Linked DNA regions of Homo sapiens: region 1 is linked to region 2. A link is an interaction called in ENCODE POLR2A ChIA-PET data of the cell type or tissue named here. Cell type or tissue: OCI-LY7. All regions are shown on one strand. Region 1 overlaps UBE2G1 (ubiquitin conjugating enzyme E2 G1). Region 2 has its middle 3.3 kb from the start of UBE2G1.

Region 1 (2,500 bases), 87 kb after region 2:
TTGCCTCCCGAGTTCAAGTGATTCTCTCACCTCAGCCTCCTGAGTAACAGGGATTATAGGCACGTGCCACCATGCCTGGCTAAATTTTTTGTATTTTTAGTAGAGATGGGGTTTCACCATGTTGGCCAGTCTGGTCTTAAACTCTTGACCTCAGGTGATCCACCTGCCTCTGCCTCCCAAAGTGCTGAGATTACAGATGTGAGCCACCACACCCAGCCTAGCGGTTCTAATTATAGTATTCTTCAGTATATTTATATAAAGTTTATATATTATTATTTTGGGAAAGTTAAAATTTTGGATATAGGTGAGGGAAAATGTTGAGTATACAGACTTTCAATTAATCTCTATTTTCAGGCCCTCTTTTTTTTTTTTTTTTGAGAGACGGAGTCTCGCTCTGTCGCTCAGGCTGGAGTGCAGTGTCACGATATTGCCTCACTGCAACGTCTGCCTCTCAGGTTCAAGCGATTCTCCCACCTCAGCTTCCCAAGTAGCTGGGACTACAGGCATGCACCACCACGTCCAGCTAATTTTTGTATCTTTTAGTTGAGATGGGGTTTCATCATGTTGGCCAGGCTGGTCTTGAAGTCCTGACCTCAGGTGATCCTGAGGTCCTGCCTCGGCCTCCCAAAGTGCTGAGATTATAGGCGTGAGCCACTGTGCATGGCCTCAGCCCCACTTTTTATTCAGGCTCTTCTCAGATTTGCCATTTCCAAATTTTAGCTTCTCTAGGCCTCTGTTTAATAGACCCTTTTCCCTTTGTTTCCTCTCTCCTCCAACTCCTCTCTCTCCTGCTCTTCCCTTTCCCTCCCCTCCCTTCATTACCCCACTGTTCTGTTCCATTTTTGTATGTCAGGCAGTGACAGTGATAATTGTCATATATTTTCCTCTACAGTAGAAATGGTACTTAGTATCATCTCAATATGATGCATCCCACCTATCTACCTTATGTTGCAGACACTTTTATGTTTATTTTCTGGTTGTTTCCAATAGGGAGAGTTGGTAATCCTTCAGATTACCAACTGAATGTCTTTTTTTGAGATGGAGTCTCGCTCTGTCGTCCAGGCTGCAGTGCAGTGGCACCATCTCAGGTCACAGCAAGCTCCACTTCCCCAGTTCAAGCGATTTTCCTGCCTCAGCCTCCTGAGTAGCTGGGATTACAGGCATGTGCCACCACGCCTGGCTAATTTTTGTACTTTTATTCTCACCATATTGGTCAGGCTGGTCTCAAACTCCCGACCTCGTGATCCGCCCACCTCGGCCTCCCAGCTTGCTGGGATTATGGACGTGCGCCACGGCCCCTGGCCTGAATGTCTTATTGGTATATTTTAGCTTTCTATTTCAGTGTAATACAAAACTGTAAATGTTCTTTTGTGACCTTTTTCTTTTTTAAAGATAATTTTTAATGTAGAGGTAATTTGCATAGGAGATTTCTGCCTGTATATCCTGGTAGTGTCTTGAAAAAGTATGTCTAACTGCTTTCTACCTTTTCAACTCTATAATGTTTCTGAAGTGTACAAATCACCAAGGGATTACATTCAAAATTAAAATAAATATTTGAGATTATAAAGGGGAGTTTGCATGAAATCACTTGATACTGCTTTTTTAATCTACAGAAAGAATGGAGGGAAGATAGAAATGGAGAATTTAAAAGAAAAGTTGCCCGCTGTGTAAGAAAAAGCCAAGAGACTGCTTTTGAGTGACATTTATTTAGCAGCTAGTAACTTCACTTATTTCAGGGTAAGTTTATTTTAAATATCATACTTTTGTTTTTTTGTAAGTATCCTATTAGTTTTTGGAAATTGTGTGATTTGGGTATTTGAATTACATTTTTTCATTGACTTCATTTTTTAATGGTATTATCCTGTAGTCTCGTTCTCAAAACTACTGTATAATCTGCTTGCTTTTCTCCTAAGACACCCAGCTGTTTTTGACTAGATATTCTGCATTCATATGGTTAGTATGCTGGTCTGTTTCTTTTCACTGATGGTAAAGTTTCTAATGATAAGGTTGTTATTTCAGTTTAGTTTCTTTGTTTGACTTTTTGATCTAGCATCCTGATCACTTGGGCACTAATGTATCTTCATATACTGTATTATGTAGGGTATAGGCAAGACTATTAGTCATCTACCTATTCCTTTAAGGTTGGTCTTCTGGCCAGGCGTGGTGGCTCATGCCTGTAATCCCAGCACTTTGGGAAGCCGAGGCGGGTGGAACACCTGAGATCAGGGGTTTGAGACTAGCCTGGACAACATGGTGAAACCTCCCCTCTACTAAAAATACAAAAATTAGCCAGGCCTGGTGGCGTGTGCCTGTAATCCCAGCTACTCAGGAGGTTGAGGGAGGAGAATCGCTTGAACCTGGGAGACGGAGGTTGCAGTGAGCCAAGATTGCACCGTGGCACTACAGCCTGGACAACAGAGCAAGACTCTATCTCAGAAAAAAACAAAAAACAAACAAACAAAAAGTTGGTCTTCTATCTCCTTGGTCTTTACAGATAGGG
Region 2 (2,500 bases):
GCCTCACCTTGTTGCTTAGGTTGGTCTCGAAATCTTGGGCTCAAGAGATCTGACTGCCTCGACCTCCCTAAGTGTTGGTACTACAGTCGTGAGCTACCAGGCCTGAACAAATGTTGACCTTAATAGTTGTTTACTTCTTTTTTTTTTTGAGATGGAGTCTCACTCTGATCTCAGCTCACTGCAAGCTCTGCCTCCCGGGTTCAAGTGATTCTTGTGCCTCAGCCTCCCGAGTAGCTGGAATTAAAGGCATGTGCCACCATGCTCGGCTGATTTTTATATTTTTAGTAGAGACAGGGTTTCTCCATGTTGGCCAGGTTGGTCTCCAACTCCTGACCTCAGGTGATCCACTCACCTCGGCCTTCCAAATTGCTGGGATTATAGGCGTGAGCCACCACGCCTGGCTGTTGTTTACTTTTTGACTATTCTGTCCCATTAGATGTTACTGTCATGAGGTAGGAACCTGGTCAGTGTAGTTTACACCTAGACCTTGAGTCCTAGGATTGTGTCTAGCTCATAGCAGTTGCTCAGTAAATGTTTGTTAAATAAAGCAATAGTTAGACAGTTGGGTGTGCAAGCGTTCATTCAGGCTTGAGGATCAGCCAGGCACTAAAATGGTGAGAGAAGGAGACAAACAGCCAAGTTTGTTGAGGGCGTATGAAGAGAAGGGTTGTAGTAATGGACTACTCTCTAAGCTCAGAAGAGAAGGAAGAGGAGAACAGGAAGGAAATGACAGATAGTAAAAAAGTGGTAAACAGGGCTGGACGCGGTGGCTCATACCTCTAATCCCAGCACTTTGGGAGGCCGAGGTGGGCAGATCACGAGGTCAGGAGATTGAGACCATCCTTGCTAACATGGTGAAACCCCATCTCTACCAATAATACAAAAAAAAAGAGCCAGGCATGGTGGCACGCGCCTATAGTCCCAGCTACTCGGGAGGCTGAGGCAGGAGAATCACTTGAACCCGGGAGGCGGAGGCTGCAGTGAGCCGAGATCGCACCACTGCACTCCAGCCTGGTTGACAGAGCGAGACTCTGTTTTAAAAAGAAAAGAAAAAAAAAAGTGGTACACAGAATGGGGTCTTGTTGGTGTGGAAGAGCTGTGTGGCGTGAACGCTAAAGCCAGTAAGCTGGAAGGATAAGGAATGGTGGTCAGGGTGCGTGGCTTGAAACCAAGTACTGGGGTGTGGTGGAATTTTGGGTGGCGAGACTGTCCCACGGGAACACGGAGAGGCCAGCTGGTGGGAAGGGAAGGAGAGGAAGTCAAGTGGTGAGAGGCAGGGGTACCGGACGGGTCATTCATGTGGGTAATTAGGTCCCCAAGGTGGAGGGCTGGAGTAGAATGAAGAGAAGGGCTCTGAGGCAGGAGGAAAAGTCCATGATGAATGGGTCTGCAGGTCACAGCACCAAAGGGGAGTGGCAAGTGCTGCAGCTGGATGGCATTAACCTCAAAAGCAAGAGGGCCCAGGTGCAGTGGCTCACGCGTGTAATCCCAGCACTCTGGGAGGCCAAGGCGGGAGGATCGCTTGAGACCAGTTTGAGACCAGCCTAACCAACAAAGCGAGACCCACTCCTTGGACTTGGTCTGTCATACCAATGGCACCCAGTCACCCGGGTCAGGAGAGTCACCTGTGGTGCTCCCTGCTCTTTCCTATATCCCATAGATCACCAAGGCCTACATATTCTTTGTTTTTTCGTTTTTTGTTTTTTTTGAGACGGAGTTTCACTCTTGTTGCCCAGGCTGGAGTGCAATGGCACAATCTCAGCTCACAGCAACCTCCCCTTCCCGGATTCAAGCAATTCTCCTGCTTCGGCCTCCCAAGTAGCTGGGATTACAGGCATGCACCATCACGCCCGGCTAATTTCGCCTTTTTTTTTTTTTTTTTTTTTGAGACAGAGTCTTGCTCTGTCGCCCAGGCTGGAGTGCAGTGGTGCGATCTCGGCTCACTGCAACCTCTGCCTTCTGGGTTCAAGCGATTCTCTTGCCTCAGCCTCCCAAGCAGCTGGGACTACTATTAGCTGGCCACCACGCCCAGCTAATTTTTGTATTTTTAGTAGAGACGGGGTTTCACTATGTTGGTGAGGCTGGTCTTGACCTCCTGACCTCGTGATCCACCTGCCTTGGCCTCCCAAAGTGCTGGGATTATAGGAGTGAACCACTGCCCTAGGCCCTAATTTTGTATTTTTAATAGAGACGGGGTTTCTCCATGTTGGTCAGGCTGGCCTCGAACTCCTGACCTCAGGTGATCTGCCCGCCTCGGCCTCCCAAAGTGCGGGGATTACAGACGTGAGCCACCTCGCCTGGCCACCAAGGCCTAAATATTTTATGGACACTCCTTAATCCAAGTCTTAGTTACTGCCACAATCTCCATAAGGGTCTCCAGGCTTTAAAAATTTTTATTAAAATTTTAAAATGTTTATTAAAAAAATATTTTGGGCTGGGCATAGTGGCTCATGCCTGCAATTCCATCACTTTAGGAGGCTGAGGCGGGTGGATCACTTGA

Evidence for each region. ChIA-PET counts read pairs that join two places held together with the same protein. Peaks named below come from ENCODE experiments on the same cell type or tissue, not always from the same donor. Only the 100,000 strongest peaks of a DNase experiment are listed, where the experiment ranks them.
Region 1: POLR2A ChIA-PET joins it to region 2 with 5 read pairs; 9 of 35 experiments call an interaction of 5 or more read pairs at or near these places.

What each region holds. Positions count from the first base shown.
Region 1 is chr17:4,282,035-4,284,534 of GRCh38, reverse strand. It overlaps UBE2G1 (ubiquitin conjugating enzyme E2 G1), which reads left to right. Exons shown (of 6, transcript NM_003342.5): 5 at 1,614-1,737. The coding sequence ends at 1,700. Among named protein-coding and RNA genes, the nearest start is that of ANKFY1, 19 kb to the right of the region's middle. In OCI-LY7, no CTCF peak of the experiment used is centred here; no DNase peak of the experiment used is centred here.
Region 2 is chr17:4,368,773-4,371,272 of GRCh38, reverse strand. No RefSeq gene overlaps it. Among named protein-coding and RNA genes, the nearest start is that of UBE2G1, 3.3 kb to the right of the region's middle. RefSeq lists an enhancer at 1,477-1,526. In OCI-LY7, a CTCF peak has its summit at 2,475; DNase peaks (open chromatin) are centred at 582, 1,432 and 2,012; H3K4me3 peaks cover 1,882 bases; H3K27ac peaks cover 2,500 bases.